Linked DNA regions of Homo sapiens: region 2 is linked to region 1. Evidence: chromatin loops called from intact Hi-C (ENCODE). Cell type or tissue: CD14-positive monocyte. All regions are shown on one strand. Each heading gives the region's core, and the rest is flanking DNA. Links, peaks and the distances in the headings are about the cores only.

Region 1 (11,549 bases), core at 3,748-6,247:
GAAACTCTGCTGACACATATGGAACTTTCAATTAATAAAAACCTCTAGGATTGTTTCCCTTGTACTGTTACTAAGCCTTTCTGGGATCTGGTTATACTGCTTATACCCTCTGAATGATGCTACATGAAAAATTTCAAATCAACAACCATTGACCAACTATTTGATAATATTCATACTTGTAGATCAAAACTAGAATGTAATAGTGCCCATACCTGAAGGTCTAAAAAGTACTTTCCGATAGTTCTTATTATATTTATTTATTTTTCTCTGGGCATGAAGACAATCAGATTATAGTCAGCAAACAATTTAAAGACTAAAATTTTCATAATTTATCTATTTATATCAGTATTGCTATTTAGAACACTGACCCTGCAAAGTTATATACCTAGTCCAACAATGCTTTCTTTGTTGGGTGATTAGGACAATAACATTTTTGAGGGGTGCCTACTTAGTGCTTAGTATTCAAACCATTTTTCAAACTTCAACTTTCGAATTACATTTAAACCCAGTGCATGAACCACACAGAAACATTATTCTCACTATTTTCAGTCACATTTCTTCTTTTCGAGTCCAAGGTTCTAGTTTAGTGGTCTTGTCTCCTATGACCTTTAGTCACCTCCTGAAATCAATTATATCCTCAATGATGGCTATTACTCCGTTCCCCCTTGAATATATTACTACATGTCCCCATGCAGGCCCCTGGAGCAGTCGTACCACTCAGATGGCCCAACAGCCTCACCAATGTCTTGCCTGCATCCTCTCTGTTTAAAAATAGGACTCCCAGAGATTCTACCTTGAGGCCCCAGATCCTGCCAAAAAGAGATTTGTTTCCTCCTCTGTTCTTAGACCAATTACCAAATAAAGCACTCCACAGAGAATCCAGATGAAATATTTCTCCACCCAGTTGGTAAGAAAAGTAATTAAACCAACCTGCTGTGCTGAGCAGGCCTGCAGCAATGTAACACTTAGTTATAGCAACAGCCATAGATAGGAACTCAGCTGCAGGCTCCTGTCAGACCGATCTGGGCATTTCTAACCACTGTCCTTAGCAACGTTCACAAAGGGCCCCGTCTTAGACTCAGAAAGGCAGCTCACAGCCCTTAGGGGTATGGTTTGAGGTAAAATAAAAAAATAAAAAATTTAAAAGCATGCATTAAGTGTGCTTCTCAGTCTGGCTGTTTGCAGAGCTTAGATAAATAAGAATAAGGGCCTACCTAGCTGGATCTAGCATTTGCTTGCTCTCAGAAGTTGCAGTGACAGGAGAAGAACTTTTGTTTGGCCAGATGTAGCCTTTGCTCTTATCAGCCACTCTTTCCCACCCTTGTTGGTACCATGAAGTTTAGGTAGCATATGACGTCTCCTAATAGAAATCACTACACATTCTGTAATCTGCAGTTCTTATTCAGGGCAATTCAAATCACTGTAATTTCTTTCTACTAACCAGATTTTGCTGAAATTCTGGAAAACTATGGAATACTTTTTTTTTGTTTGAAAAATCAAGCAACACATATTTCGTTTCAAATGGTAGACTGAACGAAGTAGTATAACTCATTTTCCTATGTCATCGCATAAAATTTGGTTAAAAATCTACTTAATCTTTCTCATATTATTAGCAAATGAAAAGGAAGAAGAAATGTCAAGCTGTCTAGCTGCAACAAGGAATATATCGCATTTTGTCAATAATAGTAATAATAATGATGATTGTGGGGCTGATGACAGTAATGATGCCATGGGTCTCTTTAGCTGGGAAAATTGACACAGTTGCATAGACTAGAGGTATGCAAGAAGTTAGTCTGAGTAATGTAAGTTTTAAAATTAGTGAAGCAAGAATTTTAATGATTTTAAAAAGGGTAGTACTAATACTGTGTATGTACAAAGCACTGTGAAATGTATAAAGCATTTTCACATTTCAACAAGGGATATTGAATCGATATTCCATAAGGGATATTGAAATGTGAAAAATCCCTTACTGAAAAGGGATTTTTCATTAAGGGATTTTGGAAAAGGAGGAAGCAGTGTTCAGATGGATTAAGTGGCAAGACCTGGATTTGCTGTTCTGTGTGCCACCAATTCTCAATTCAGTAAAACTGACTCAGTCAATCCAAGTTTTCCTGATTTGGTAGATTTATAAAAGCCTATATATTGAGCTCATCTGTGACATGCAGACTGTTTCTTAAAAAAATTATTTTTTATTTTAATGGTTTTTGGGGAACAGGTGGTGTTTGAATACATGAATAAGTTCTTTAGTGATGATTTCTGAGATTTTGGTGCACCCATCACCCAAGCAGTGTACATTGTACCCAATGTGTAGTCTTTTATCCCTCACTCTCCTCCCACCCTTTCCTCCGAGTTCCCAAAGTTTATTGTAACATTCTTGGTTTTCCATTCCTGAGTTAATTCACTTAGAATAATGATCTCCAATTCCATCCAGGTTGCTGTGAATACCATTATTTCATTCCTTTATATGGCTGAGTAATACTCCATTATATCTATATATCTATATAGATATATAACATTTTCTTTATCCACTCATTGATGGATGGACATTTGGGCTGGTTCCATATTTTTGCAATTGCAAATTGTGTTGCTATAAACAGGCATGTGCAAGTATCTTTTTCGTATAATGACTTCTTTTCCTCTGGGTAGATGCCTAGTAGTGGAATTGCCGGATCAAATGGCAGATCCACTTTTAGTTCTTTAAGGAATCTCCACACTGTTTTCCATAGTGGTTGTACTAGTTTACATTCCCACCAACAGTGTGAAAGTGTTCCCTTTTCATCACATCCACACCAACATCTATTTTTTTTTTTTTAAATGTTTTGATTATGGCCATTCTTGCAGAAGTGAGGTGGTATTGCGTTGTGGTTTTGATTTTCATTTCTCTGATAATTAGTGATGTTGAGCATTTTTCCATATGTTTGTTGACAATTTGTATATCTTCTTTTGAGAATTATCTATTCATGTGACATGTAGGCTCTTGATCCTAATGGTGACAAAAATATCTGTAATGGAGATGATATATTAATATTTTTCAGATATATTTCTATTATAAATTTTGGTATCTTGGGGGCTTCTCAATTATTGAAACAATGAGCTCAAAAGACCAATGTAAAAAGCTTTTCTAAATCTCTGTAGCCTCTCAGTGATATGGTCTGGAGGACTCAGATTATTTAGTTTTTTCTAGAAATGTTCAGAAGATTCCTGCTCTGCCTCTGTAGGCTGAACCAAAGGTCCTCCTGGATAGAAGAAAGACATGATGTTGAGGAAAATGAACAGTTTTCCCTTCTATTCTGAGAAGATTATGGAAATAAGATGGTCAGGTGTCGGAGCCCTTGTTTTTCTTTTCTTAGGGTCCAACTTGGGATAGGGAAGGGACTGTGGGTTTAGAAAGCAGTATCTGTATTGGTATGGATGGTCTGCAGAAACCTTTGCTCCTTTGAGCTACTGTAGTGAAGACTCAAGCCCTTAGGGAAATCATAGGTGTAGGCTTGGCACCGTGGCCATCATGGTGCCTGAGTGAGTGTAGGTGGTACCAGGAGCCCAGGTCTGCCATTCTGGACCCCAGGGACTTATGTAACTCCAAGTCCCAAGGAGGAGAGGTGGAGATGCTGAGGGCCCTGGTGAACCAGCAGAGGCCCTCATGCAGGAGAGAGTTCATTTTGGGTGAGGACTTAAAGATGAGAATAAATAGCTCGGATCTTGGGTTCCAGCAGTCGGTGCCAGCACATGATCTCAAATGGCCAGACAGGTCCATTTGTTCCTCTGTGGTCAGCAGTTCAGGGAGAAACTCAGTCTGGCTCCTCTGCAGCAGAGGCCCAGTGAGAATTCAGATGACCAGGTGAAGCTCTGAGGACCCCCTTTCTTCCTCTATCACGCCATCATTAATGAGCGTACCTGGCCCCTCCAACCAGTCACCTTCTTGAATTGGAGGATGGGGAGGGAAAGATTTTACACAAATAGATCAAGCAATTAATTAAAGAGACTGCCATAATTATTGCATCAGATCAAGGTTGATGGATTGAAAAAGCATTTTATATTATTTTTTCCAGGTTTGCTCTGGGGGTTTAGGCTTTGTGAGGATGATCAGATGAGTTACGTAGAGAAAGTAGAAATTTCCATATTTGATCAAATTTAAGATACAATTGATTATTAGAAGAACCTTTGTTTTATCAATTACTGAGAAAGAAAAAAGTTACCATATTAGTCAGGGTTCAAGCAAAGACATAGAACTAGTAGGAGCTATGTATTAAGAGATATATTGCAAGGAGTTGGCTTATATGATTGTGGGGGGTGGTTAGGCAAGTCTGAAATCCAAAGGGTAGGTCACTAGGAAGGGCAGGCTGAGACTCCCAGGCATGAGTCCATAGGCAAAATTCCTCTTTCACCAGGGAAGTCTCAACTCTGCACTTAAGGCTTTGCAACAGATCGAATCAGGCCCACCAAAACTGTCTAGGATAATCTTCCTTACTTATAGGCAACTGATTATGGACTTTAATCACATCTACAAATACCTTCAATGCAACACTTAGATTAGTATTTGATTGAATAGCTGGAGACTGTAGCCTAGTCAATTTGACACAAAAACTGACCATCACAGCTACCAATTAAACTATGGCAAGTTCTGGTGAGACATATTTCAATTTTAGAGGTGTTAAAATGTAAAAAAAATTTAGAGTTTATGACATGTGGTACATTTTCTGGGTATAGCGCAAGTAATTGAGAACTGTATTACCTAACTTTATTTAGTAATTCTGGGGATTAGTAGTGATTTTGTAATCTTGTAATGACTTGTAATTCTAGAGATTGGTAGTAATTACAACTACCCCTTTGCAGAGAGAAAGCCTGAGTACCAAGAAAGGGAAGTCACTTCCTGAGGATTACATCAGGCAGGGCTAGAATTAGGATCCTGTTTTCCACCCCCATGTTCTTTCAGTCCAGATCCCTGTATTTTATTAGAATCACAGGCAAAGAAGATTGGTGGAATGTGAATTGTGTTTCCCTGGCTGGTGTCCCTGATCACCTGAGAGTTCCAAAGTGTGTAAAATGATTTCGTGGAGCCTGATGGAAAGTCTGCATTTCATCTGAGGCAAAGTTTCATGGGCTAAATAAGATGTTAAGTTGCTTTGCTTTTGGCCAGAGTTTTATGTAGTCCCTTTGGTCACTTTTCTGTCATATGCTCATCAGAAGCTGTGATGACCAGTTATTTAAGTTGTGTGGGTCATTCTCCTGCTTCCTCTCAAGTTCATTCTCTACCTTCCCTCATTTTGCATCAAAGGGAATTAACTTTCCTAGGGTTACTTGCCAATGACTTCTGAGTAGCTTCAGCGAATGGGAGGCACCAGAGGAAGCCTAGAGGGTGGGAGAAGGGAGAAGCCAGGGAGTGAGTGGCTCCCTTCTTGCTCTGCCCTGGGCTGGGTCTCCCTCAGTGGCTGTGTTTCTGCAGTGGCTCTAACTTTGCTTGGATAGTCACTGCCTCCACAGTCCCATCCCACCAGGCAGCCTCCACCATAGTTCTGGCTCCCACTGATGGTCGTGGCTTTTGGAAGGCAATAGCAACGTCTCCTCTCATTGTTCCTTCGGCTCTAGGAATGGCAATGGCTTTCTGCTCTTGTCTCGCCACTCCTTAGGGACTCTTTCAGGTCTCCCATCACTTGCATAATGAATTCCTCATAGCAAATTTCCTGTATTTGGAATAGCTATAGTGGTCCCATGTTCCTGATATGTAGGATTAAAAAATTAATTATTCTGGGAAAAGTAAATCAGTTATTACTTGAGAGATACACATTTGGGTAGATACCATCATTCAAAACATGGCTTCTGTGTTAGGCTGTTTTTGTGTTGCTATAAAGAAATATCCATCTGGGTAATTTATAAAGAAAAGAGGTTTAATTGGCTCATGGTTCTGCAGGCTTTACAGGAAGCATGTCTCCAGCATCTACTTCTGGTGAGGTCTCAGGAAGCTTGCAATCATGGTATAAGGTGATGGGAAGCCAGTGTGTCACATGGGGAGAGCGAGAGCAAGAGGTAGGGGGAAGGTCCCAGACTTTTAAACAACCAGATCTCATGTGTACTAACTGAAGGCTTCCTTGCAATTCCTTAAAAAAGAATAGAATTGATTGCCATTTGAGAGCATGTGGACTGTTTGAAGGGAGGGCTAGAATTTGCTGTTCAATGTTTAGCACATTCTGGGAGCCTAGTAAGCACTGATTCGAGGAATCCAAGTCTTCCAGACTCATAAGCCATTCGTGAGTCATGTTATCACCAAGGAAATGGAGCTAAACCATTCCTGAGGGATCTGCCCCCATGATCCAGTCACCTCACAACAGGCCCCATCTCCAACACTGGGGATTACATTTTAACATGAGATTTGGGGGGGACAAACATCCAAACCATATCAGCTTCCAAGAGGAAAAATATGAAAAAGAAGAAAAGGGACCTTGGCAGTGAAAGGGCTGTAGAGGCACATATGGTAGTGCTGAAGGGAGCCTTAGCAGCCACCAGAGAAATAGGGGTACTTGTCCTGGGTCACTTAGCAGTTCATAAATGAACAACCAGGACCAGAATGCAGTTGTTTTTGCCTCCAGCCACATATTACATAGCACAGTTGGAAGCATTTGGAATCAGAGAGAACCAAGTTAAAAATCCCAGCTCCACTGTGCGTTTCCTCTGTGACTTCAGGCAAGCCTCTTACTGTCTCTGAATGTCAGTGTTCTCATCTTGAAATTGAAACTAAACTTCCCAGTGTTCATGAAACTGTAAGGAGTCACTTGTAAGTGTACTTGGTGGAGTGTTTGGCCAGAGTAGCCACTAAATATGTTACATTTCCTTCCTCCCATTCAGGACTTTTCTATAACACTATCCAGGAACAATTAAAATTTCCAAGAAGGTAGTTTCTTTCTTTTTTAAACTTTCTTAAAATCTCTGCCTTCCCCTTTTGCTGACTTTCAACAAAGCAAAATAAAGGAGCTGACCAAATGCTTTAATAATGTAACTTGGCTGGGCACGGTGGCTCACGCCTGTAATTCCAGCACTTTGGGAGGCTGAGGCAGGTGGATCACTGAGGTCAGGTGTTCGAGACCAGCCTGACCAACATGGTGAAACCCCGTCTCTACTAAAAATACAAAAATTAGCCAGGTGTGGTGGCAGGTGCCTGTAATCCCAGCTACTTGGGAGGCTGAGGCAGGAGAATTGCTTGAACCCAGGAGATGGAGGTTGCTGTGAGCCAAGATCGAGCCATTGCACTTCAGCCTGGGCGACAGAGTGACTCCATCTCAAAAAAACAAAAAACACAAACAAACAAAACCCTCAATGCTTTAAAAAAAATCTTGCAATTCCTTAAAAAAGAATAGAATTCATTGCCATTTGAGAGCAAGTGGACTGTTTGAAGGGAGGGCTAGAATTTGCTGTTCAATGTTTGGCACATTCTGGGAGCCTGGTAAACACTGATTCAAGGAGTCCAAGTCTTCCAGACTCATAAGCCATTTGTGAGTTAAAACAAGCCTCCTTTGAAGTGCTTGGACATCCTTCTCTACACTATCTTTAGTTGCCATTTTGCCCCTTACATTACAGTAAGAAGTACATTTGTATGGAGTTATACATGCCACAGGCCTGCTCTAGGACACTTGGCAATCAGCAATCGTTCAGACCTGCTTTCCTTCATTTTCCTTATTGGTTCCAGGTTGAACATAGGTCTTGTTACCGTTCAAGGGCCTGCTCCTATGGGCCCATGCCCCAGGAGCCCTAAGCCTTTTGGCCCAGTTGAAAAGCTGAGTTACATGAGAAGGTGACAGCCTCATAATGGCCCGTGTTCCAGCCCCAGCATTGTTACCCCCTACAATGCTGTTGTAGGAGTGTAAAGAAGCAGTCGCTTAGACTCCTAAATGCAGTTCTTCTCTCTCGAGACCACCTTGGATTGGAGAACACCCAAATGAGCAGGATTGCTTTTGCTTTCAAAAGAGTGATACCTGGAGCACAGGTATCCACCTCCCCCCATATCCCATGCTTTGAAAACTATGTTGTATTAGTGTTTTATTAACTGTGCTTGAATATTGGGCATCCTCCTATATTGCACCTTGATATTCTTGGCTGTATATAAAGAGTTGCTTCACTTTTAAGGAAGGTGGACTTAAAAGTTTATTGTTTGTGTTGTGATTTCCTTTCAAGTAGTTCCACTCTGTGTAACAATGATGCAAAGCAGGCGGAGAGCTGACCTAGGGCTTTCAAGTGGGGCAGAGGTAAGCAAAGAGATTTTTCCCTGATTAATGCTATCAGTTTAATTTTGTTGAATAAATGGGTGGAATTAGGTTGAGGAGTGTAGGTTCTTGCCAGATCCACCAGAAAAGGTGGTAGATATAGTTATAATTAGAGTAGTAATCAGAAGGGTTTAAATTCTGTGCAGATTGCTTTAACTCTCCATTTTAACATGTTTTTTTTTTTTCTTCCCTAGCAGATTACCAGAAATGGGGTTTCAGAAATGCAGTTCTAAGCATGACCTGGGGTGATGGGGCGCCTCTATTTATGGCAAATGGCTTTGACTTCTGTGGGACTGGGTCATATTGTTACAGCTGCAAGACTAAAAAGCATTTGAATGATTATATTTTGATTAGAATTCTTCCTACACTTTTAAGGAACATGGAAACTTCAGTCTCTTTTTCTCTCTCAATCTCTCTCTTTACTTTCTCTCATTCTATTTCTCTTCTACTTTCCCACATCCCCTTTTTGGAGACTGTGTTGTACTAATCTTTTTTTTCTTTTAATTATACTTTAAGTTCTGGGATACATGTGCAGAATGTGAAGGTTTGTTACATAGGTATACACGTGCCATGGTGGTTTGCTGCACCCATCAACCTGTCATCTACATTAGGTGTTTTTCCTAATGCTATCCCTTCCCTAGCTTCCCATCCCCCGACAGGCCTCGGTGTGTGATGTTCCCCCTCCCTGTGTCCATGTGTTCTCACTGTTCCACTTCCACTTATGAGTGAGAACATGTGCTGTTGGGTTTTCTGTTCCTGTGTTAGTTTGCTGAGAATGATGGTTTCCAGCTTCATCCATGTCCCTGCAAAGGACATGAACTCATCCTTTTTATGGCTGCATAGTATTCCACAGTATATATGTGCCACATTTTCTTTATCCAGTCTGTCGTTGATGGGCATTTGGGTTGGTTCCAAGTCTTTACTATTGTGAACAGTGCTGCAATAAACATACGTGTGCATGTGTCTTTATAGTAGAATGATTTATAATCCTTTGGGTATATACCCAGTAATGGGATTGCTGGGTCAAATGGTATTGCTGGTTCTAGATCCTTGAGGAATCACCACACTGTCTTCCACAATGGTTGAACCAATTTACACTCCCAACAACAGTGTAAAAACATTCCTATTTCTCCACATCCTCTCCAGCATCTGTTGTTTCCTGACTTTTTAAATTATTGCCATTCTAGCTGGCATGAGATGGTATCTCATTGTGGTTTTGATTTATATTTCTCTAATGACCAGTGATGATGAGCTTTTTTTTTTCACGTTTGTTGGCTGCATAAATGTCTTCTTTTGAGAAGTGTCTGTTCATATCCTTTGCCCATTTTTTATGGGTTTTTTTCTTGTTTATTTAAGCATTTAAGTTGTTTAAGCCATTTGTTTAAGTTCCTTGTAGATTCTGGATATTAGCCATTTGTCAGATGGGTAGATTGCAAAAATTTTCTCCCATTCGGTAGGTTGCCTGTTCACTCTGATGATGGTTTCTTTTGCTGTGTAGAAGTTCTTTAGTTTAATTAGATCCCATTTGTCTATTTTGGCTTTTGTTGCCATTGCTTTTGGTGTTTTAGTCATGAAGTCTTTGCCCACACCTATGTCCTGAATAGTATTGGCTAGGTTTTCTTCTGGGGTTTTTATGAGTTTAGGTCTTACATTTAAGTCTTTAATCCATCTTGAATTAATCTTTGTATAAGTTGTAAGGAAGGGATCCAGTTTCAGTTTTCTGCATATGGCTAGCCAGTTTTCCCAACACCATTTATTAAATAGGGAATCCTTTCCCCATTGCTTGCTTTTGTCAGGTTTGTCAAAGATCAGATAGTTGTAGATATGCAGCGTTATTTCTGAGGCCTCCATTCTGTTCCATTGGTTTATATATCTGTTCTGGTACCAGTACCATGCTGTTTTGGTTACTGTAGCCTTGCAGTATAGTTTGAAGTCAGGTAGCATGATGCCTCCAGCTTTGTTCTTCTTGCTTAGGATTGTCTTGGCTATACAGGCTCTTTTTTGGTTCCATATGAAATTTAAAGTAGTTTTTTTCTAATTCTGTGAAGAAAGTCAATGGTAGCTTGATGGGGATAGCATTGAATCTGTAAATTACTTTGGGCAGTATGGCCATTTTCATGATACTGATTCTTTCTATCCGTGAGAATTGAATGTTTTTCCATTTTTTTGTGTTCTCTCTTATTTTCTTGAGTAGTGGTTTGTAGTTCTCCTTGAAGAAGTCCTTCACATCCCTTGTAAATTGGATTCCTAGGTATTTTATTCTCTTAGTAGCAATTGTGAATGGGAGTTCACTCATGTTTTGGCTGTCTATTATTGGTGTATAGGAATGCTTGTGATTTTTGCACATTGATTTTGTATCTTGAGGCTTTGCTGAAGTTGCTTCTCAGCTTAAGGAGATTTTGGGCTGAGACGATGGGGTTTTCTAAATATACAATAATGTCATCTGCAAACAGAGACAATTTGACTTCCTCTCTTCCTATTTGAATACCCTTTATTTCTTTCTCTTGCCTGATTGCCCTGGCCAGAACTTCCAATACTATGTTGAATAGGAATGGTGAGAGAGGGCATCATCCTTGTCTTGTGCCAGTTTTCAAAGGGAATGCTTCCAGCTTTTGCCCATTCAGTATGATACTGGCTGTGAGTTTGTCATAAATAGCTCTTATTATTTTGAGATTCGTTCCATCAATACCTAGTTTATTAAGAGTTTTTAGCATGAAGAAGTGTTGAATTTTATCAAAGGCCTTTTCTGCATCTATTGAGACAATCATGTGGTTTTTGTCATTGGTTCTGTTTATGTGATGGATTATGTTTATTGATTTGCATATGTTGAACCAGGCTTGCATCCCAGGGATGATAAGCTGACTTGATTTTGGTAGGTAAGCTTTTTGATGTGCTGATGGATTTGGTTTGCTGGCATTTTATTGGAAATTTTCACATCGATATTCATCAGCGATATTGGCCTGAAATTTTCTTTTTTGTGTGTGTGTGTCTGTGCCAGGTTTTGGCATCAAGATGATGATGGCCTCATAAAATGAGTTAGGGAGGAGTCCCTCTTTTTCTGTTGTTTGGAATAGTTTCAGAAGGAATGGTACCAGCTCCTCTTTGTACCTCTGGTAAAATTCAGCTGTGAATCCATCTGGTCCTGGGCTTTTTTTTTTTTTGGTTGGTAGGCTATTAATTACTGCCTCAATTTAAAAACTTGTTATTTGTCTGTTTAGGGGTTTGACTTCTTCCTGGTTTAGTCTTGGGAGGGTGTATGCGTCCAGGAATTTACTAATTTCTTCCAGATTTTCCAGT
Region 2 (11,549 bases), core at 4,752-7,251, 44 kb after region 1:
TAATAACAGCTTTTGCTACTTCTCAGGCATAATGTGAAGTAAAATGAGAAGAGGTTGGTGCAAACAAGAAGATACAGTGCAATTCACATTCAACGAAAGGGAACGGTCTAAATGCAAGGTCTATATGCACTTAAGGTGTTTTTATTGATAAATATTGGGTTACATGGCTTTACTTCTGCTCAGATCTGGATAGGGACCATTTATTGAGTGGCTGCTGTATCAGGAACCACAGGAGGCAACCTCGATTAATCCCAGTAAAACCCCTTTGAGGTGGCTGCCATCATTCTCTATTTGAGAGAGGATAGAGACCTGACCAAGGTCACATCACCACTTAGCGCCTGAGCCAGATTGAAAACCAGATTTGTTTGATGGTAAAGTCAGCACTCCATTTTAATTGCAAAGACTATTGTGCAATGGTGAATGTTTTGTGGTGTTTTTTTGTGTGTTTTGAAAATTGAGAACAAGATGGGATTCATAACAAATTAGATAGTTCACTTTTCTTATATGTAAATTCCAGACAGTAGCAATAAATCACACACTTTGGATGCTCAGGGGAAATTAGTTATAATTTAATGCTTTGGAAAATCATTATTTATCCCCCTTTGTGGTAGAATTTATTCTCAACATCCTTATAAATAAACAAAATGTTTTACTAGCTAAAAAAATTACCAATCCATTCTTTCTTCACAAGGCATGGAGACAGTAGAACAACGGCATTTTTCTTTACTATCCTCTTGGCCTAATTGTTCGCTTGTCCTGAATCAGTTACTGAACTGAGAAACCCAGGTAAGCTTCCCATAGCATTCTCCTTTCTTATTTCTAGTATTTGGTTCAGTCCGCGATACTCTTTTAGCCATCGGTGACTGCTCTTACTGAGACTGTGGCTGTCCTCGCCCAGAGTTGAGGTAGGGGTAGGTTGGGGATGGGAGACTCACTACTAAGCACTGTGGAGTCTATTTGAGTCCCTGGCAGTATCTGTCCGATATGGTCTGGCTCTGTATCCCCATCCAAATCTCATCTCAAATTTTAATACCCGTGTGTCAAGGGAGGGACCTGTAATCCCCACGTGTCAAGGGAGGGAGGTGATTGGGTCATGGGGACAGTTAACCCCATGGTGTTCTCGTGATAGTGAGTGAGTTCTCACGAGATCTGATGGTTTTGTAAGGCAGTTTTCCCTGCTCTTGTTTACTCTCTCTCAGCAGCATCATGTAAGATGTGCCTGCTCCCCCTTCCGCCATGATTGTAAGTTTCCCGAGGCCTCCTCAGCCATGTGGAACTGTGAGTCAATTAAATCTCTTTTCCTTATGAATTACCCAGTCTTGGGTATGTCTTTATAGCAGTGTGAAAATAAATGAATACACTGTCTATCTGTCTGTCTCTCTCTCTGTTATTTAAGATCAGAACAGGACTTACTGTATGACAGAAACACAGCTGAAGGGGTGTTAGAAAGTCCGGAGCTTATGAAGACGTTCCCTGACCTCTCCTTTTGTTAACTGGGGCTTCATTCCAGAGAATAAGAGCTTCTTTATGGGTTCAGACACTTCTGGCTGCAATTAGCCGATTGTTAATTTATGTCTGAGTGTTGGAGGCTTTAGTTAGATAAAATATTTAAAGGATTTAGTCTCAGTGAAAAGAACTTTAAGTAAGAATGGCTTTGAGGAAAAGAGAAAAGTTAGATTCCAGCTTTCCTTCTGGGTGCTGACTATGGTGAGTGGGGAAGTAGGTTATGAGATAATAAGAGCTTTATTGTCAATTTTTGCATTCTTTTAGAGGCCCCCACGACTTTAGATTTCCTTAATATCTTTCTCCCTTTATAGTTAATTTAAAAAAATATTGAGCACTTTATATGTGTCCACGCATTCTATTGCCCTGGAGCAAACTCTAGTGATCAGCACGTCCATAATCCTTGCTCTTATGGAACTCACAGTCTAGTGGGGAACTACACAAAAACACTGCAAAGTTGTAACCAATGTTTATGGTTTATGGTGTTATGAGCGTTGAGGTTGTTAGGGAAGACTGTTTTTGTGTGATGCATTCATCAGTGTTGGGGTTGCTATAGCCCATTTTTTTGTGGCTATCAGCTTTAGGTACTTTTATTAGGTCTTAAAAAGAATATTCTAGTAATTAATCATATAGATTGTAGATGGGTTGCTGGATTGCATTGATTTTTAAACAGATATATATACACACACACATACATGGAAGCACACATACATATAAGTATATATATCTGTGTATATGTTACATGTGTATATATATATGTATATACATATATATGGGTGTGTGATTACATAAGCAATGTAAAGTGATTGTAGAGAATTTGGAATATCATAAAACTACAAAAAAATTAAACTTACCCGGAAATAATTAATGTCTATCTACATACCTATCTCTAGTCTTTTTTTCTAGACATACATAGATTTAAAAATATAATTTGGATCATATTGCAAAGATGAGTTTGCATTTTCATTGAATCACGACCATTTCTCTTGTCATAAAATAATCTTTAAAGGAAATTTTTTTACTTCATTATACTCTATATTTCTATCAGAATTTATGTAATTATTCCTTTATTGAACACTAGTAATGTGTCCCATTTGCTACTATAAATAATGCTGTGAAGTGCAAGTTTCTATAGTTTATGACAATTTTCTTTTTTCTTCTTTTTTTTCTTTTGAAACATTTTATTTTTTTCGACTCTTTTTTTATTTTATTTTATTATTATTATACTTTAAGTTTTAGGGTACACGTGCACAATGTGCAGGTTAGTTACATATGTATACATGTGCCATGCTGGTGTGCTGCACCCATTAACTCGTCATTTAGCATTAGGTATATCTCCTAAAGCTATCCCTCCCCGCTCCCCCGACCCCACAACAGTCCCCAGAGTGTGATATTCCCCTTCCTGTGTCCATGTGTTCTCATTGTTCAATTCCCACCTATGAGTGAGAATATGCGGTGTTTGGTTTTTTGTTCTTGTGATAGTTTACTGAGAATGATGATTTCCAATTTCATTCATGTCCCTACAAAGGACATGAACTCATCATTTTTTATGGCTGCATAGTATTCCATGGTGTATATGTGCCACATTTTCTTAATCCAGTCTATCATTGTTGGACATTTGGGTTGGTTCCAAGTCTTTGCTATTGTGAATAGTGCCGCAATAAACATACGTGTGCATGTGTCTTTATAGCAGCATGATTTATAGTCCTTTGGGTATATGCCCAGTAATGGGATGGCTGGGTCAAATGGTATTTCTAGTTCTAGATCCCTGAGGAATCGCCACACTGACTTCCACAAAGGTTGAACTAGTTTACAGTCCCACCAACAGTGTAAAAGTGTTCCTATTTCTCCACATCCTCTCCAGCACCTGTTGTTTCCTGACTTTTTAATGATTGCCATTCTAACTGGTGTGAGATGGTATCTCACTGTGGTTTTGATTTGCATTTCTCTGATGGCCAGTGATGGTGAGCATTTTTTCATGTGTCTTTTGGCTGCATAAATGTCTTCTTTTGAGAAGTGTCTGTTCACGTCCTTTGCCCACTTTTTGATGGGGTTTTTGTTTTTTTCTTGTAAATTTGTTTGAGTTCATTGTAGATTCTGGATATTAGCCCTTTGTCAGATGAGTAGGTTGTGAAAATTTTCTCCCATTTTGTAGGTTGCCTGTTCACTCTGATGGTAGTTTCTTTTGCTGTGCAGAAGCTCTTTAGTTTAATTAGATCCCATTTGTCGATTGTTTATGACAATTTTCTTAGGCTAGATTTTGAGAAGAAAAATAACAGGGTCAAAGGGAGTGAAATTTTAAGGCTTGTGATATGTATTGCAAAATTGCTTTCCAAATAGGTAATATAAATCTAGCTCCCATTAGCAAAGTACGAGAGTGATTATTTTATTGGTTACCCTGTCATTGCTGAATATGATTATTGTTAATTAGATGGTTGAAAAATATTATCTTCTTTTTATTTCTATTCTGGTCTACTAGTGGAATTAAATTCTTTTTTTTTTTTCTTTGAGACAGTCTCTCTCTGTCACCAGGCTGGAGTGCAGTGGCGCAATCTCGGCTTACTGCAACCTCCGCTGCCCAGATTCAAGCGATTCTCCTACCTCAGCCTCCTGAGTAGCTAATTAAATTCTTTTTTATACAGTTATTAGTAATTAGTACTTTTTTAATGAATCTCAGTTTATGTTCTTTGCTCGTTTCTTTATTATGGTTTTTAGTACTTGTTTCATAAAAACTTTTTATTTATTAAGGATGCCAATAATTTGTCATATGCAAAGTTTTCCGAGTTATTTAACAGAAGTTTCTAATTTGTATGTAATTAGATCTACTTGTCTTTTCTTTTTGATTTCTAGCTTTTATATGCTCAGAAAGTCCCTATCCTATTAATCAGATATTTTGTCTATGTGTTTGAAAGCTAGATGAATTTTTAATATGGTGCCCATAAGATACTTCAGCAACCTGGTGCAGTGCCTAATAAATACGGCACTTGGGGACATGATGTGTGGTTACTAGAAGTTTGCCTAATAGTTAGATCTCAATAGTCATTGGTCACTGGGATGAATATTCATTAAACCATGTTTTGAAAGAGGAATAAATATTACCCAGTCAAACAAAAGGGAGAAGAATCTTCCAGATAAGGGACCCATGACATGAAAGGGTACAGAGGGAAGAAACCAAAACCATGATGTGCAAGGAATGCCTGCAGCAGGAGCTCAGCATACATGGTAGGGAAGGTGTTAGTTAGGCATGGCCAGATCATGCAATTTTCAGGCCATGATGAGAAACTTAATTTTACATAATAAAAAATGAGAAATCATTACAGGGGTTTAAGTAAGAAAGTGATGTGGGCCATATTGACATTGGGAAATTTAGGTACATTACTTCAGTTTACTAAAAATAGTGGAGAAGAGAATTGGAGTAGATGAGATTTGAGTCCTGGCAATCCATTAGGGAAAAAAGCAAGTTACACTTAGCAGCATTTAACAAGTGTGGGCTGGGCATGATGGCTTACATCTGTAATCCCAGCACTTTGGGAGGCCAAGGCAGGAAGATTGCTTGACACCAGGAGTTTGAGACCAGCCTGGGCACCATAGTGAGACCCCTTCTCTACAAAAAATACAAAAAATTAGTTGGGTGCCTATAGTTCCAGCTACTTGGTAGGTTGAGGCAAGAGGATCACTTGAACCTAAGAGGTCGAGACTGCTGTGAGCTATGGTCATGCCACTTTATTCCAGCCTGGGTGAGAAAGTGAGACCCTGTCTCAAAAAAAAAAAAAAATGTGGAAGGTAGTATCATTTGAGCTAGAGAGGAATACATTCAGGAGATATTTAGATGGTAGAATTTTTCCACTTCCCCTTGATCCTCAAAGGAGGGCCAGGCTCATGCCTGTAATCCCAGCCCTTTGGGAGGCCGAGGTGGGTGGATCACCTGAGGTCAGGAGATTGAGACCAGCCTAGCCAACATGGTGAAACCCCATCTCTACCAAAAATACAAAAATTAGCTGGGTGTAGTGGGGGGCACCTGTAATCCCAGCTACTCAGGAGGCTGAGGCAGCAGAATCTCTTGAACCCGGGAGGTGGAGGTTGCAATGAGCCAAAATCATGCCATTGCACACCAGCCTGGGCGACAGAGTAAGACTCTGTCTCAACAAAACAAAACAAAACAAAACAAAACAAAACAAAACAAAACAAAACAAAAAACAAAGGACACAGCATAGCATAGAGAAAAAAAGATCTGGATTGGAAATCTGAAGCCTGGCTCCACCACCAGCACCATGATCTTTACTAGTTACCTCCCCTCTGAGGGCCTCTACTTCCTTATTTGTATAAGGACTTTCTGAACTAGATGATCTTTCAAGTGTCTGGCAGTTTTAACACTTCTGTGTTCTTGTAGTTTTAGACACCAGCTTAGTGTTTCGAAACTGTAAAATAGCCTGAGAAATCTTGTGAAAATAGGAACTTGCACTTTTCTAGGATTTTTGTTTCCTGTTTTTATAAAATTTGAGCTAGTGAGGACTAGATATCAGGATGAGCCCCTGCCTGCCTCTTGGCCAGCTTTGTAGAGGGGTTTCTGATGCCCAGAGGAGAGGCAGTTTGAGTAAGGGCAGCCGACAGCAAGCATGGAGCTCGCACACAGCTCTCTCGCCTTCCAGGCGTGGCTCAGTGGCACCATCCTTGTGGCCTCCTGTCTTGTGACCATGAGCAGACACGCTCGAATATGATGGCCATGTAGCCAACTAACTACAGCTGTTGGAAGCTCAAACCCGTGGTTCAAATCCATTGGCAATTTTGGTAAAATCTAGGGTTTGGCTCATTCAGTCTAACAATGCTCACCCGACTGTGTGGCCAGTAATTTACCAAAAACAGTATAGCTTGTTGCCATTTTCATCTTTAGTGGAGGCAGAAAAATGGAAGGATATAGAAAGAGAAATGTCTCGCCTTTCAGAAGCTCCTTGCTCTTTGGTATTTAGTTTGCTATTTTCTGTCATTTTTGTCTTGAGTCATTAGAGTTGGGTTTCTATTCTGCTGTCTGCCTTGCAATGTTATCTAAGGAATCTATAAGCAGCTTAACCCTGTCAACGGAAGATTGTACTAAAACAGCCTGTTCAGGAAGCCCTGGAATTCCACGCTTCAAGCCATTAGCTGTGTCTTGCTTACATGAAGCTTATCACGCCACCCTCAGAAAATTTCCATCTTATCATGGGCGGCATTGTAAATAATGGAAAAAACTGTCTGAAACTGTTTGAATGTTTTCTTAGATTATTTGGAAATTTCCAGCTTTGTGCACTAGACAGAAGACCTTTGACCTCTGGGATGACAGCATAAAGGCGAGGTATGCCTTCTCTTACTTAGCCAGGGAGGGCCCATAATGACTGTGCAGACACTTTCTATTATTTTTGTCATGAAGTCTCTGAATTTAGTCACCGAGCCTATGGGAAACAAATTCGCTTTAGGAAAAAAAGCTTAGCAAGAAGAATTCATTCCTCAAGTGTAACACCTTTTTTTTTTTGAGATGGAGTTTCGCTCTTATTGTCCAGGCTGGAGGGCTGGAGTGCAAATGGAATGACCTTTGCTCACTGCATCCTTGCCTCCCAGGTTCAAGCAATTCTCCTTCCTCAGCCTGTGGAGTAGCTGGGATTACAGGCACCCACCACCACGCCCAGCTAATTTTTTGGTATTTTTAGCAGAGATGGGGTTTTACCATGTTGGCTAGGCTGGTCTCAAACTCCTGACCTCAAGTGATCCGCCTGCCTTGGCCTCCCAAAGTGCTGGGATTACAGGTGTGAGCCACCGCGCCCAGCAAGTGTAACACTTTTAAAGGTCTTTTATTTATCTGCCTATAATCTTAAGAGTGAGTTTTTAATTAAATTTTGTCACTGAAAATTTATTATTCCTTTAGGAAGCAATTTTGTGGGGGGTGCTTAGGTTAATATGTAATTATATACTTAAAATTCTTCTAGGTTCATTTAAAGATAAAGTAATATATCAGTTATTACAAGATGCCAAAGGCTAAAACATGCAATTTTCTCAGTCCAGCTCACTTTTTGTTTCCAAAGCCCTTTGCGTGCATTAACAATCTTTACACATTATGAAGTCACTGTCGCCATTTAGCCCACCTTTGCATCATGGGCTAAAATGGATGCAAAGGGTTGGTTAACTCAAAGCCATGTACTTTATTCCACCTAAATTTTGTTCATTCTGTTATTCAACCTGAAATATCCTTTCCCCTCAATTTCTGCCCGTGAAAATTGTATTTGTCTCTTAAGATTCAGATCAAATATTACCTTTCCTTACCTCCTAGGGTAGATTTCTAAAGAAAAGGATCTGTGAACATTTAGGAAAGCAAGCAGTGGTCACCAGGAATTTGTGTGGATTGCTGATAAAGAAGTCATTCTGCACTAACTTCATCTCTTCTTTGGCATTATGGCTCATCTGATAAATAAATGCAATAGACATATCTTTGGATTTCAGTAAGTCTTTGATAGAGTCTCTCTTGATAGGCTTTTGGTCTATCAATAGTACAATTAGGGGGATTAGTAACTGGTTAAATGGCTAAAGCCACAAATGACTGAATAATGGCTTTTGGCCTGTGAAATATTTCCCGTGAAATGCTGGCATGCATTTGTCCTTGGCCTTGTCTTAGAGAAAAAAATTATTAATGATGAATCAGTCAGAATAGATGTAGATAATGTTGTAGTATTGAAGACCCCCCACCCCATCCCCACTGCCAATTTAGTGGTTTAAAACAATAAATATTGATTTCTCTCACACTACTTGTTCATCTTGAGATGATGGGGGCTGGATGGGTGGGGTCTTTGCTTTGGGTTATTATTGCAGTCATTATTTGGAACATCGTTGGCTGCCAAGGCCATGTGAAAAGAGATGGTGAGGAAGCCCATATGGATGCACAACCATACACACCTCAAGTGAATGGGTGTGCAAGGCGGCAGTGTGCCTGCAAGGAGAGAAATGCCATGTTTGTGAAAAGCCCTAATGACCACCACACCCATTGGGATGGAAACAAGGTGTTGGTGGATGACACAAAATTAGGTGTATAGTGAATAGGATTTTCCCTCAGAGGACCTGATAGGAGGTTCTGAACTTTTTCAGTAATTATTTAGATGACTCTGGGCAGATCACTTAACTTTCTTCAGTCTTGGTTTCCTTACCTATAGAATAAGACCATCAGTGATATTAATGTGTCTGGGTGATGGTGAGGTGCTGTCTGGCTGGTACTGGTGTCTCTGAGCTTGGAGTCAGGTTTCTCTATTGGTGCTTTATTCTTAGATGTATAAAAGTTGTTAATTGTAAAATTTTTATTATGACTGGTACCATTATCAATTTTTAAAAATTGGCTTTTTAAAGTTGAATGTAATTTGTTTTGAATTGTATATTACATTTGTCTGATATATTTTTGCCAAACTTAAAAAACAATGTGTCAAATCTCTTATAGATAGCTCATTGTTTTTTATTCAGTCTGAAAGCCTTTTTCTTTTTTAGTACAGCCATTTGATTCATTTATATTTATTCCCAGCACTTTAAATTAATTTTTCTTTCAGGCATCTTAACTTACACTTTCGTGTCTATATTTCCCTTTTATTCTGATTTGTGCTGTATATACTACTTGCTTTGCATTTGCCTCTCTGTAAACATCCTGATTTTCAATCTACAAATATATACCTTAAATAAAGAAAACCCTAACTCATAAAGCTCATCTTTTTTGAAATATAAAAATCAAGAATAAAAATAAGCATTTATGACTCCAAATTTTGAACGCTGAGCTATGTGGGACTTTAAAAGTTTAATGTGTGATTATAAATGCCACATTTAATTTTTTAAAGTGGTCAATATGTATCTCTTTATAAAATATTTTTCTTTTTTTCTGTTAAGATTTGCAGTGATTATTCAGACCTATTAAGCTGGTGCAAAAGTAATTGCGTTTTTTTGCTATTACTTTTAATGGCAAAAACCATGATTACTTTTGCACCAACTTAATATATCTGTAATTTAACAGGTTTTAATGCTTCCTGATAATCCTTTTTAGTTACAACTTCTCTCTTCTTGAGTTCTTTTTTGTTTTATTTTGTTCTTGTTTTTTGGGACAAGGTCTCACTCTGTCATCCAGGCCGGAGCACAGTGGCGTGATCACAGCTTGCTGCAGCCTTGACATCCTTGGTTCAAGTGATCCTCCCACCTCACCCTCCCCAGGAACCATGCCTGGCCAAGTTTTTATGTTTTTTGTAAAGACTGGGTTTCATCGTTTTCCCCAGGCTGGTCTCGAACTTCTGGGCCCAAGTGATCCACCAGCCTCGGCCTCCCAAAGTGCTGAGATTACAGTCATAAGCCAATGCACTTGGCCTCTTCTTGGGTTCTTAATTGCATTTCATTTCTGTGTACTAGGGACTGTGTACTGCAGGAACTTTATTCAGAAAGATATTAGGAGATTTTCTGAGCCTCTGCATCTGAGGATGCCTTTCTGCTGTCTTTCTACAAGAAGATCAATGACTCTATATGAATTCTTGGGTCATACTTTTTTTCACTTAAATTCCGGAAATGCTGCTCCATTGCTTTAGTGTCTAGTGCCTTGTATGAAGTTGGCATGCTTTGCCAAGCTTATTTAAAATTAGAGTTGCCGAGGATAAGTCTAAAGTTGACTTTTGATCCTTTGTAGGAAAAGCAGCCACCTCCCATTCTCTAGGCCTAACCAGTCTCTGGGGCCCCTGGCATTTGTCCTGCCCCAGGTGCTGCTGTGACGACCAGCTTTGTGTGGCCTCCAGTGGACTTCATATGGACATAGCCGACCATGCCTTGCCTTGTCAGTCCCACATCCCTCACCTTCGGACCTGGGCTTCCCTGTTGATACAGAGGCACTGGATATCTTGAGACTTGCTCACCATGACGTATGTGCACCCAGAAATGCATGGAAGTTTACATCACCAGGGGCACATTTTTGGCCAACACGAGGTGGGGAGGTAGTGGGTAAAATGTTTTCCCTTCCTTCTCAGGACAGAATTGCCATGGCTCAAAAGGCCCCGTGAAATTTTGAGAAATCTGTTATGCTTGATACTAAGGATACCTTGGATATTTGCTCTTCCTTGCTCTCTTCCTTTCTCCCAACTTCTGTTTCCCTGGGGTTGTTTTACACCCACCAAAACAATAGCACCTAAACCTTTGCCTCAGGCTTTGTCTTTACAGAAACCCAGGCTAAAACAACAGGTAACAAAAACAGGTGGTTTTTGCTTGAATACTTCTAGAATTTTTTCTTTGTTTTTGGAATTTAGAAAATTTACTAAAACAAACTAGATATAAACTTCAAAACTGCTGCCTGGATCATTGTGAGAACTCTCTACATCCAGACTTGGATTAAAAAAAAAAAATCAGGATAGTTTTTTCTAGTATTTTATCTATTCGTACTGTTTTATTGTTTATTTTTAGAAATGCTTATTTTGGTTAAATCCTTACTCAAATATATATAGACATTTGAATAGTTCTGCTTTTACCATGGCTTCTCCTTTTGTTCACAGATTATGTGCTTTTGTATTTTATTAGCAACATGAAGAATGTGTTACAATTGTTTTCTTCTTTGTGCTTGCAATGTGTGTGCTTTAGAAGGCAATGAGTCCCTCAGAGTCCTCTGGCCTTTCTTCTCATCTCTGTGCTTGGGAATGTTTCCACATGCCCAGGTTTATTCTCCTTTACTTATCCATGTGAAGAGAGGTCTGTGAAGTCCCAATTTTTAAGAACAGATAAGACACAGGAATTGCTCAGTGGGGCACAGTCTGACTTTGGTAAGGTACAAAGGGTGCTGTCTGGGGCTCAAAAAAGGACTGAAAAGGACGCATGGAGGGTGCTGAGTTGGCAACCTGGAAGAGGGGGTGGTGCTGGAAGAAGTGGCTGCAGCTGTGGGACCTCATTTCATGGAAGCTGCTCTTGAGCCCCTGCGGCCCAGATACCTGGGAGAAACAGGGTCCTGGGAGAAAAGGCTTACTCTTATGCCTTCGATCAACAAACAACAGTTTCCTGGACCACGAGCAAACTGGACCAGCTGG

The links. Hi-C counts contacts between places; a loop is a spot of excess contacts. Peaks named below come from ENCODE experiments on the same cell type or tissue, not always from the same donor. Only the 100,000 strongest peaks of a DNase experiment are listed, where the experiment ranks them.
Region 2: it touches region 1 in a loop (2.0-fold over the local background); 1 of 110 quality-filtered maps calls a loop at or near these places.

The regions. Positions count from the first base shown.
Region 1 is chr13:50,285,559-50,297,107 of GRCh38, forward strand. The region is part of intron 2 of DLEU1 (deleted in lymphocytic leukemia 1); the gene reads left to right. Among named protein-coding and RNA genes, the nearest start is that of DLEU2, 170 kb to the left of the region's middle. In CD14-positive monocyte, for the core only: no CTCF peak of the experiment used is centred there; DNase peaks (open chromatin) are centred at 4,353 and 4,853; H3K4me3 peaks cover 1,305 bases; H3K27ac peaks cover 2,183 bases.
Region 2 is chr13:50,328,435-50,339,983 of GRCh38, forward strand. All of the region lies in intron 2 of DLEU1 (deleted in lymphocytic leukemia 1), which reads left to right. Among named protein-coding and RNA genes, the nearest start is that of DLEU1-AS1, 190 kb to the right of the region's middle. In CD14-positive monocyte, for the core only: no CTCF peak of the experiment used is centred there; a DNase peak (open chromatin) is centred at 5,867; H3K4me3 peaks cover 1,249 bases; H3K27ac peaks cover 2,227 bases.